Regions from separate parts of the Homo sapiens genome. Here region 2 is linked to region 1. Evidence: chromatin contacts called from ENCODE Hi-C data. All regions are on one chromosome and are shown on one strand. The core of a region is the stretch at or near the end of the contact, and the rest is flanking DNA. Distances in the headings are between cores, read along the strand shown.

Region 1 (6,105 bases), core at 1,725-4,224:
CACCTGAGCAATCAGAGACTCAGCACCCTCTGGGCTGCCTGCACATCAGCACTTGGGCACCATGACTCTCCGACAGAGGCCTCATGCAGGATGAGGGTAACAGCAGGGACCCTGGAGCAAAGGGTCTCCGAGTTCAAGTCCCAGCTCTGCCAGTTTCTAGCCCCGCGATCATGGGCAAGCAGCAGGATCTGCCTCACCTATAAAATGGGGGTGATGTTACTCCCCACCACCTAGGGTTGCTGCGAAGATTTCAACAGCTAACAGTATGTGTCAACCAGTTAGAACAGGGCCTGGTATGTAGTAAGAGCCGTAATATGTCGCTACTGATCTCCTATGCAGGGAGCTACCCCCTCCCACCCACCTTCTCTGTTTGCTTCTGTGGCTTTGTGCCCCAAGAGGGCTGAGGCTGTGTCCTATCCCTTTTGGGGACTGAAACAGAGGGGCAGTGCAGCATAATGGTTAGGAGTGTAGGTCCTGGTTCCAAGCCCAGATCCTGCAACCTCCTGGCCATGTGATCTGTTTCTGTGTTGAGCCTCAGTTTCCTCCTATAAGAAGGGGACAATAAAAGAACCTATTCGTGAGTATTGTATGAAGTCATGTAACACACATGAAGCACCTAGAACAGTTCCTGGCACATGGGAAGTGCTAAACAAGTGTTAGCTATTATTGTATCTGTGTCCCCAGCACCCACCACTGTGCCCAATGGTGCTAAGCAGCTGCTTTTGGATACATGAATGAGTTGAGTATTTATATTTCTTGTTCTCTGGATAGCAAGAGATCCTCTCCAAATTCTATCCCAAAGATAGGACCCTGGGATGGGAATTGCCACCAAGGATGGTCACTGTGGCCCAGATACTCATTGTTTATAATGATCTCACTGAGTAAATAAATAGCATGAGACAGGAGGCAGGCCAGTTTTGGAAATACTCCGCCCCTGGCTCCAGCCGGGGCACTGAGACACAATGACCCTGGCCAGTTGAGTCATCTCAGCCCCACCCAGCCCCTCAGACTCCCTCATTCCGCCTGGCAAGCCTAGCAGGAGCCAGTCTAAAGCAGCTGGCTCTGGGGAGAAGAAAAAGCAGGTGTGAATCTGTGACTAACGCCAAGCCACAGAGGGGCAGTCAAAGGAACAGAAAAGCTCTGACCAAGGAGGTTAAGGACAAAGGCCAGTGCCACATGACGCAGTCACTGGAGTGGGAAGGGCGCATCGAAGGGCAGATAAAGCAGGCATTGCTACACTGTGGGTGGAGGTCTAGAGGGTTCCTAGGGCCCAGCTGTGCCACAGCCAGCACAGCCCTCACCTGAAGAGGAATCCCAAAGGCCCCTGTACCATCCCTCAAGCCCCATCCTCAGGAAGAGGGAGCTGTGGAGAGAGTTCACAGAAGCTGGCTCCAGCCCACAGTCAGAACTTGTCAGGGTAGAAAGATGCTGACATAGAGAAAAGTCTCCAGTTGTCTGGCATCCTTCTTGAGAACCTAGATTTCTTTAGAAAATTGTTCCTTTAATTTTGAAAATATAATTTCCATGTCAGTGATTTCACTTACAGCCTTGTAAAACAGACTTTGGCACTTAGAAAGGAGGCAGTTCAACCACGTTGGTGTGCAGGTTGGAAGGGAAGTGACTCCATTCATCCAGTCCACAGTATTTGAATGCCTACTACAAAGCAGGCACTGATCAAGGTGTTGGGCACCTGCAGAGAACAAAAACACAAGGTCCCCATTCTCATGGAACTTACATTTTGGGGAGAAGAAGACAGACAATAAACGCTAAGCAAATGGCAACAAACATTCAGATCAAGATAAATATTAGGAAGAAAACAAAGAGCTTTATGAAAGTGAAGGGTGGGATGGTTGATGGTCTCATCCTCTCATCCAGAAAGGATGAGCTGAGGCCGGAAGTAGAAGCCATGACGGGCAGGGCAAGAGCTCTGCCTGCAAGTGCAAAAGTCCTGTGGCAGGGTCACGGTTAGGGAGGTCCAGGAAAATGAAGAAGATGGACATGGCTAAGGTGGAGTGACCCCTGCTAATATTTACTGGGCACTGTACTTTGTGCCAGGCCGCATTCTAAGCACTCTATTAGTAGCTCATGAAGTCTCATAAGGGCCCTTGAAGGTGGGGTTCCGTTAACTCCATTTACAGCTGGGAGGCCAGAGAGGTTAAGGAATCTGCTCCAAGTCACCATTTAAGGACAGGGCAGGCAGGATTCCATCCTGGCATTTCAAATCCAGAGCACTTTAGAGCAGACGCCCCGGCAAAAGCCCGAGAACATATTTCCCATGGGCCTCAGGAAGGAGTTTGGATTTTGTTCCAAGTACAAGGGGAAGTGGTCAGGGCCCACAGTCCTTCAGAGGTCAGTTCAATCGTTGTTAAGCACTCAGCCAGGTGCTACGTTCTATCCCAAAGCCCCTTCCTGCGTGCCAGGCTGCCTGTCGTGAGCCTGGGGTCGGGACCTTCGGCATGCGGCCCTCTCAGCCACAGGCGACCCCCACTTTCCCGGCCGGCCCTCTCAAAGATCTCCTCACCCCCGTGTCTCCTGTCCCACCTGAACTTCTCCCGCTTCTGAAAGAGAACTGGCGCCCTGCGCTCGGAGCGGCTCAGGTCTTGGGCTCTGAGAACCCAGGCGCGCCCGGGGCTGCGCAGAGCATAGCCCACCGCACTGCGCCCAGAGGGTGCTCGCAGAGGGGCCTCTCGCCGCCTCTCCCTCCGTGGCGCCGCAGTCTCCCGGAGCCCTCCGATGGCTCTCTCGCGGAGCGAATGTTGGCCGGATTAACCTGTTATCAAAGCGCGCCGCATCACCAACCCGCCCGGGGAACTCTTTGCGCCGGCAACTCGGCCTTGTATTTCCAGCGCCATAAGCCTCTAGTGTCCGCAGTGCCCACGCACTTTGCGCCCTGGCTTTAGCGTACAGACGCTGACCCCAGCAGAGACCCTGGCTCTGAGCGAGTTCCCAGCTCTGTGACACCCCCCACCCCCCCGCACGGTGACACCAGAACATTCCATCCTGGAACATCGGCGACCCTAGGCTTCCTAGCCTGGTGGTGGCGCAGCCTGATTGGCAGGTTCCCTCTTGGCTGGGGTGGGGGACCCGGGGAGAGTCGCTGTGCACAATTGCTGTTTTTACTCCTGCCATCATTAATTCAACTATTGACAGAGAAAGGAGGGTCCGCAGCAGCTTTGTGTCACGCACTCACTGTAATTTACTTGAAAAGAATTAAATCACAATTACCTGCCATTTGTTTTGCATAAAACGAGCCTGTAATCGCAGAGCTCTTGAAAGGACAACAGCCCCATTGTTGCCATATTAGAACAATATTTCTCAATTTGAAACTTAAAGCTTTAGAATTAGCAGCTTTGTTTGACGGTGGCCCAGGGATAGGCAAGACTGACACCCCAGCTCGGACTCCAGACACTACAGTTAACAAGCATAATTTTCATTCGTTGAAGTCTAGACCGATTTTTCAAATTGTTGCACTTATTGTACAAGTGTACCTCCCAAATGTTGGAAAAGAAAATGCAATCTTTTATCTGTTACCTAGCCCAGTTGATAACTTATCTAAATGCCATGAAAATTCCTGTTGCTGGAGTTAAAATCAGAACAAACTGTAATTAACCCACTTGAGACTTGTTTAAATGTCCAAAGAAATCACACTGTTTCTCAAATAAAGTTACTTCTGTTCTCATTTTCTCTCCTTTCAGATACGGTGGTGTAAATATGACTGATTAGCTTTTAAACCAAGGTTTTAAAATGTATTTAGAATATTCAGTTCTCCAAAATTACATCACTGTTAACTGGTGTGTTCAGCAAATTTGGAGCAGAGCTGGTTTTTTAACAACTTCTGTAAAAGTAAACTGATGCTTTGAGTGAGCTGTAGTTTCCATTAGCATTCATGGCTTTTTAGTAACAAAATGTAACTGTTCAATTAAGCTTGAGTATTAAAAAGAACCCAGTTACTAACTGTAAGAACCCTTCAACAGTCAGGAAAAACAGCAAATACAAAAATCCGGTTGGTAACATTGGAAGCTGTGTGCAGAGAGGGTAACAACCTGTTACAGCAACTTTTGCAAATGAAAATAAAGAGAAGTGGCAGAAAAGAAGGTTGAAAGTAGAAAAGATGAAGGAATAAAAAGGTAGAATTTTAAAAATCTGATTGACAAAAAGCAAGCTGAAATGCAGATTTAGTTCAGGGAATAATTAAAATGTAAAATAAGAAAACCTGATAACCCAGGAAAACAGGTCAGGGAAGGAGTAAAATGCCTTTACTGTTGTTACCATTGGACTCACCCAATTCTGAAAAGTACAATTTTATGATTGAAAGGTGACTCCTTTTTTAAGAGTTTTATTTTTTTAAGAAAGAGAAAAGGGTACTGGCTTTAAAAAAATGGTTTTTTAAAGGAAAAAATATTGTGTTGTCTGCTGTCCTTTTTTTTTAATGTATGTGAAAATTTAAATGTTTAATTTTATTCATAGTACTTTTAAATTTTTTTTAATAATTTTTCCTTTATTCTGCTAGGTGAGAATAAATGCTTGGCTTCAGCAGAAAACAAATTATGTATGGAGCAAAACAAAGACTCAACTGCATTTTTCATGATTGGTTTTTGAACAATAATCCATAGAGGTGGGGGAGGGGGATTCATCAGCAAATGAAACAAAGTCCCCGATCTATATTCCTGTTCTGATGTCACCTCCTGGAATATCGGCAACATTTTAAGTTCCAACCTAAGCCATGAATTCCTTCAGAACAAATCAAATGTCTTTAAAGAATATTTCTGTTTGAAAAGGAATTAAGCTCTCCTGAAAGAATTTTAAAGGTTGTGATATTCACAGTCTGATAAAGCAGCACCTTTAATGAAATTCTAATTAGCAATTTCATGCACTTTGCTATTAGTCATATCAGATTAGTGCACATTTTCACAGCCTTCCTTTAATTAAGTGCACTTATTCCAAGTTTCAAACACTTTCCTTATAAGATGAAAACTGTGCTGAAATGTTATTTAGTAAACAGAGGAAGTGTGAACGTGTAGGTGTGCGTGTGTACAGAGACAGACATTTTAACTGTCTACAATTTTTTTTTTTTTTTTACTTTTAGAGTTGGTGCACTCAGGTTTTCATCCCTTCTTTCTTGTATTCTCAGTATTTCCTCGTATTTCTAAGAGACCCGTTCAAATCCTTATCCAAAGTGCAAATCATGTATTTTGCTTAAAATATATTTCCTGTATGTGTATATATGGAGGGTGTTGTGGGTCTTTTTGCCTTTTTGCTTAAAACATCTCCATATATATTTGTGTGTATATGTGCATGTACGTATATGTATGTATTATGTGTGTGTATATATACAGAGAGAAACTGTACAATCTACAATATCTAATTTTAAAAATCTCTGAAAAGCAATGAGCAAGTATTTATCCATCTCATATATACACACTCCCCACTGCCTTTTGCAGCTACCTCCTTTCCTTTGAAAACAGCAATATGATTTCATTCTACCTTCTAAATTTTATTCCGAAGCTCCAGCCGGGAGTAGTCTGTTAGCTTCATGAGCCGGATCCATGGGTCGCAGGACGACTTCCTTCACTTCAGACTTCACTTCTCCCCTTCAGGAGCCTGGCAGTCAAATCAGTCATTTTCAGGCAAGGCAGGACCTACCCTGGGGGCCCACACCTTACAAACCCCTGAATCCCCCCAGGTTCATCCCTTCCTCCCAGCCTGCTGGAGTGCTGCTCCAATTCAGGGAGATTATGTTGTCTGGGAATCGACTTGATCTTATGTGTAGCCTTTTGTCAAGAGGAAATTTTTGTTGCCTGTTTTGCTCAGAGGTTGAAACTTGTAATATCTTAACTAATTGCCTGCATCTCTAACACATGTTCTCTTGTTGGTGTCGTTCATTTATACTGTAACATTTTTGACATTTTTAGATCCTCTCCTGGGACGCCTGGGCCTCTTAGCAGTTCTCTCCATGAAGAGTGTTTGCCTAATGATTACTGACTGACATCTCAATAACGAGCAATGTATGAGTTGGGTGCATCTATTGAGGAGTTCTGGGGGGTGTGTGTATGTGTGGTGTGTGCAAGTGTGTGTGTGTATGTGTGTTTTAATTCATGGTCCACT
Region 2 (6,105 bases), core at 1,001-3,500, 510 kb before region 1:
TGAATACAAGCTGAATCTGGTGTGTGTGTGTTTGGTGGGGGCGGGGTGGGGATAAATGGTGCCCCAGGCAGGTCGGCGGTGGGCTTTGGGCATGAGGGTGAGCTGCTCAGGACCCAATTCCACAGGCTGTGTAGACTCCAATTATCCGAGGACTTAGAGATCAAACAGCCCAACTGTGCCTCACAATAAAGGAGGAGGTCTTAATTTTACTTCACGCTACACCCTTCCAGCCAGATCTTGCAAAACAATGCATTGCATTTATGTCTTCCTGAGCCCCAAACCTCTCTGAAATTGTCTCAGGCTATCCCAGCAATATCGCTACAAAGTGGACAGAGGAGAGAGTTAGATGTTCTAAAGAATCATGTGATTTCTACTGGACTGGTCAGAATGTCACGGCAACCACAGATGGCTTGATCAAAATCTCACCCTTCTGCTTTGTTGAGGACAGAGCACTTTTACATGTTATTTATTTTTATTTTTAGGTATATTTGTAGTGACGACATGTTGGCTTGTGGGAAAATAGTTTGCATTAGTCCTCAGCTGAGCTTCCCATACGCACAGGGGACTCAATATATAGAAAACAAGAAAGCCCGGAAAATGCCAATGGCTAGAGACTGGAATTCTGCAAATTTTATTTTTCTCCACTCTCACAGTAAAGACAGGATTTGTAGTAAGGCACAATACTGCCAAAATTAGTCTGATTTTCTTTTTAACAATAACATCAGCTAATAGGTAAATATTCTAGAAAATGTAGTCATTTTGAACATTTGAGATTAAGAAAAGCAGAAAATCTGGAATATTTTTGTAGACATCTAGATATATAGGCAACGACAGAGACCCAAGACCGTAAATCCGGTTTATTTTTACATATTAGCATTAAAATATCTGTCTTGCTTTCAGACAATGAGTTTTTAAAAATTAAGAATAGTGCATCAAAATGATGAAAAATTTTAGGATTTTTTGATATGTAACTTAACCCACAGAAAACCAGATTATTCATCTTGCTACTTGTTTATAGCCCTTTTTAAAAAATGAATATTTCAGACACCTTAAATTGATAAATGTTTCTCTGAAAATAAATCGCTCTTTGATAAAGAGAGTGGAACATAAATGTTTGAGATGTAGCTGAAGCTCTATCACCATTTATGGATCACGATTATAGTTCAAAACGCAAAAGCTGGTATCTTTTGAGGTCGAGCATTTTATACTGAAAGCATATATTTATAATGGAAGTTAACCTTAACATGAAGAGGAAATGATGTTATAGGATTTTCTATTTTGGAACTAATAAGCTATATCATTTCTTATTTGATGGTCTTAAGAAGCAGTTAACATGACTTGAAAGCAACATTTTTCAAGTACTGTAAACATGCTACCATGGAAAACCAGAGAGGAAAAATTTTCCTGTCTGTGAGATTCCTAAACAACTTAATTTGAGTTGTTTACTCTCAAATACTGAATGTTCTTCCCACTGTTCCGCTGTAGTCCGACACAGTGTATTTAATGATTTTTTGTGAAATTTACAACCTAGTGACTTATCATCTTACTTTGAATTGTCTTGAAGATACTTAATGCTGATACTTAACACACACACACAAAAAAACCCCAAACTCTTAGAGTCCTCACTCTGTTTTGAACTAATTAACTTTACAGGAACAAACCTGGAGATACTTATTTTTTCCACTACTACTTTTGGATTTATTATTTCTTTTTATTATAGTAGTCCGAGGTTAGAAAGCTAAAAATTAAAATGGTTGATAATTGTGAAATATATTGTTATTCATGGCAAAATATCACGATTATGCATATGTGTAAGAATTAAGATGTCTTAGGAACTAGCACGGAGTGAGCTGGATGAAATGCGGCACCTGCCACAGAATCTTTCCCCTGTGCTTTTCGGTAATGCCAGGCAAGTCCTCCGGGTTGTAGAAGTCATGGCCAGGTCATGGATTTCCGCACACAGCGATGGCTTCTGTGGGACAAAAAGCAGTGAATATCACGCTACTTACCTTGCTTTATACCACAACCGTTGCAGGCAAGGGTGTCTCCGATGGCGTCTTGGTTTTGCTTACCTGTGTTCCAAAAGAAATCTTTTCCCTGACCAGTTAACTTCTTGGTTGTTCCTTAAGACACAGGGATTTTGGGAAAGACTGTGGCATGCTTTCCTCAGTGGTTCTTCTCAGTTTAATGCCTTAAAGATGGACAAATGTTCACTGGCTGCCCGATAGGCACTGAAATTCGGAGCAATCCAACTTGTTCCAAAAGCGTTTCCCACGGCATATGCACAGTTTCACGGATGGCCACTAGATGGCGTGTGACAACCATTTGTGTCAGCCACACGCAAAGGCTTCCCATTCATTCTCCATAAAGGTATCAAAGGCGTCCTCCAGCAATTCCTCCAAGACAACTTCACTATTACGTTGTTTTCATTTCGATCCTTAAATGGTACCGGTTTACGTTTTGGAAGTAGGGGGACATTTTCAGTGGACGAGCCTAAATCAGAATGTGTGCTGTTGTATTTACGCATCACCGTTAATAAACATTAGCACTTAAAGCTGAATTAAGGCACATCGTTAAATGTCAGTGTGTATCTACCCACTTATCTACGAATGTTTCAACAAACATCTATTAAGTGTCTACTACTATGTGCGAAATGTGACTCGTTCTTCTAAAATACTGAAAGGACGTTTTATTACCAGAAAGTAATACAAGTATCAGAAAATAAAGACATTTTACGTTGCACAGTTGGGTCATTGATATAATGTTAAAATTAAATACATTAGCTCTTTCTTAGCTGAGGTTTTGTTTTCTGTGGTTTCATTTACCTGTGGTCAGTTGTGGCCCCAAAAAATTAAATGGAAAATTTCAGAAATAATTCATAAGTTTTAAATTGCATGCCATTCTCAGTTGCATGCTGAAATCTCTCATCCTCTGTCCCACCTGGGAGGGGAATCTTCTCTTTGTCCAGCATATCCACACTGTCTAAGCTACCTTCCTGTCAGTCACACGGTAGCCATCTCAGTTATCACATAGACTGTCACCGTTTCCCAGTGCTTGTGTTCAAGTAACCCTCATTTTGTTATATAATGGCCTCAAAGCATGAGAGTAATGATGCTGGCAATTTGCATATGCCAAAAAAGAAGCCATAAAATGCATCCTTGAAGTGAAAAGGTGAAAGTTATCAGCTTAATAAGGAAAGAAAAAAATTGTATGCTGACATCTTTAAGATCTACAGTAAGAAGGAAACTTCTACCCACGAATTGTGATCAATTAGTTGTAAACACCACTGCACTTGGACCAGCTTACCCATGAATGGTAAGGAAAAAAAGAAATTCATGCATAGTATATGTAGGGTTTGGTACTATTGCAGTTTCAGGCATCCACTGGGGTCTTGGAAGAATGTATCCCCCATAGATAAGGGGGGAAGTTGTATGCTCCTGGAATTTCAGAAGCTTCTCCTTTTTTTTTTTTTTGAGACAGAGTTTCGCTCTTTTTGCCCAGGCTGGAGTGCAATGGCACGATCTTGGCTCACTGCAACCTCCGCCTCCCAGGTTCAAGAGATTCTCCTGCCTCAGCCCCCTGAGTAGCTGTGATTACAGGCATGTGCCACAAAGCCCGGCTATTTTTGTGTTTTTAATAGAGACGGGGTTTCTCCATGTTGGTCAGGCTGGTCTTGAACTCCTAACCTCAGGTGATCCGCCCACCTTGGCCTCCCAAAGTGCTGGGATTACAGGCGTGAGCCACTGCACCCGGCCCAGAAGCTTCTTTTCTTGATATAGAATAAATCTGAATGTCAGGGGGAAAAATCACATGAAACACCTTGCAAATTATCTTTCCCCTTATAGCAAAATATGATTCTCCTTGCCTTAAAGAATGTAAATTCCTATAAAGAAAATAAATTAATAAAACATACAAGTCCTATAGTGGAATCACTTTTTCTTTCATGTCCATTGTCACCGAGTATAGAAATGAGGTATTTTATTACATAATTTTTACAAATCCGTATTAAGACAAACCTTAATAGGAATGACTTTATCACAAAGTGTTCAGAAAGACATGAGAAAACATCCCCAAAAGTTAGTTCCATATCTGTGGAGAAAATGAAGCAATCTCTAAGATCATTTCCACTTTTAAAAGTCAGCGGTTTTAAAAAAACTAGTGGCATTTGAGTTATTTCACCCTTCTCAAAATAGGTGTGATATTTCTTCTAAGCCAATCTCTAACTGAAAGAAAAGAATGGTCTCATTTTTAGAATTACTGGCTGTTTGTTTGAACTGAAGAATTAGTTGCATTTCAAAATAAGGACATGCCTAATGAAATGATTAAAACATACAGAACATTAAATTATAAGCAGATGGGGGTGAAACCAAGGGAGGGGGGAGGTGAGTTTGCTGGAAACCTGAAGTCCAGGGAAGCTGACAGCTTTGGGTTTTCCTCAATAACACAGAAGATGATTGTTTAAGCAACAGAGGGTAAGAAAACAACCTTTGGAAGACAATCTCTCTCTCTCTCTCTCTCTCTCTCTCTCTCTCTCCTGTCTCTTTTTTGATAGGCAGCACCTTACAAGAAAAGCCAGAAAAGAAAACCCGTGTGTATTGTAAGAGTTTAAAGAGACAGCCACTCCAAAAGAAAATGGACATTCACATTGACGCCTGGAAAAGAACCAGGAGTCACCATGCAAATGTGTCATAGCAGCGAGAAGTCCTGTGAAAGCGAAGGAGATCAGCCAGGCTCCCGTGAGTCACGGTTCAGGATTCAGATCTTCATCTTCCTAAGACACTGATCTCACTGGTCCCAGTTATTCCTGAAACGCTGTCCCTCCTCCGTTTTCCCTGAAATTTATCAATTAAAGTACGGCTCTGTATAGGTAAAAGATAAGAGTTTGATGAGACAGAGTTTACAACAGCTAAAAAAGAAGCTTAGTGGATGGGAGTGGTTCACAGATGGTGCAAATTGTCTGCTAAGTGGCACTTTATGGATGGGCAGAATCCATGAGAGTTTTATCTTGAATTTCTATCAGGCTGCATTCAGCAGAAGCTGGTTCCCTGGAAATTGGCATTTTAAAAAAAATCTCTGTCGTGTGTCTATCTTTCCTGGATATACAATGGCAGTTTCGACCCATTCGAGCTGGCTTCCTGAACAGTGGCAGCGATTGTCTCTGAGTGTGGGTTAATGGATGTAGGTCTAGAGATAAAGGAAATAAACCCTCTAAGATGTTGTCTAATTTTTAAAAGGCATCTCGCCTTCCTCAGCTGTGTATCTTCTTTGTCTTAGATGTCTGCAAGGGAGAGGACAGCATCACTGCAGTGACTGTGGCTTGCACCCAGGGCCAGGGCCAGGCTCCAAGTGAGGGCGAGGGTCACCTTTAGAATGGAAATCGTTTCTTGCTTTAATAGCAGAAAGAACACCCTGGACATGAGTCGGTGTGTGTGCACACACGCACACAACACACACAGACACACACACATACACACACACAACACACATACACACACACACAACACACAGACACACACACAACACACACACACAACACACAGACACACACAACACGCACAGACACACACACACACAACACACATACACACACATACACACACAACACACACAGACACACACATACACACACAACACAGACACACACATATACACACAACACGCACAGACACACAGACACACACACACATACACACACACACACACATTCTTCCCATGAAGGAATTGTCTGCTCTCATTCTCTTTCAGGTAAGACCCCTCTCCCCATTCATCTAAGCTCCTCCGTGTGTCCACCGAACTATATCACATCAGCACTTCCACATCTGTCCTCATGGCACTGAGCACTTCTCTGGAAACTGACCAGTTATTGCAGAGCCTTGTTTCCCCAGCATCATCCTCCAAGAGAAGGTACAAGCTATTGATCTCGCTCTACCTCATGCCTAATTAAAATTCTCAGAGCCATCTCTTCCAGGTAGCAATGGCTATGTGTTCAGGAATTGAAGGATGGGTCTCCTTCCCAGATGATTTGCCCCATTTACCAGGCAGGTCGGGGTTCAATGGAATGCTTAGCTGCACCAATCACACTGGCAGATTAGGGAATAGTGTTGC

The links. Hi-C counts contacts between places; a loop is a spot of excess contacts on that map. Pooled maps may share reads with other maps.
Region 2: a loop to region 1 is called in a pooled map, with 3 times the contacts of the local background. The contact joins the promoter of LINC02944 here to the promoter of LINC02674 in region 1. A Hi-C loop is called at or near these places in 1 of 168 maps with a recorded cell type or tissue (mammary epithelial cell), 1 of 37 single-sample maps with no recorded cell type and 8 of 50 pooled maps.

What each region holds. Positions count from the first base shown.
Region 1 is chr10:117,731,788-117,737,892 of GRCh38, reverse strand. LINC02674 (long intergenic non-protein coding RNA 2674) reads right to left here and starts at 2,974. Exons shown (of 3, transcript NR_187475.1): 1 at 2,542-2,974; 2 at 1,545-1,690. It overlaps LOC107984274 (a long non-coding RNA gene), which reads right to left. Exons shown (of 3, transcript XR_001747600.1): 3 at 5,451-5,601.
Region 2 is chr10:118,237,650-118,243,754 of GRCh38, reverse strand. LINC02944 (long intergenic non-protein coding RNA 2944) reads right to left here and starts at 2,250. Exons shown (of 5, transcript XR_946349.3): 1 at 2,073-2,250; 2 at 1,869-1,972.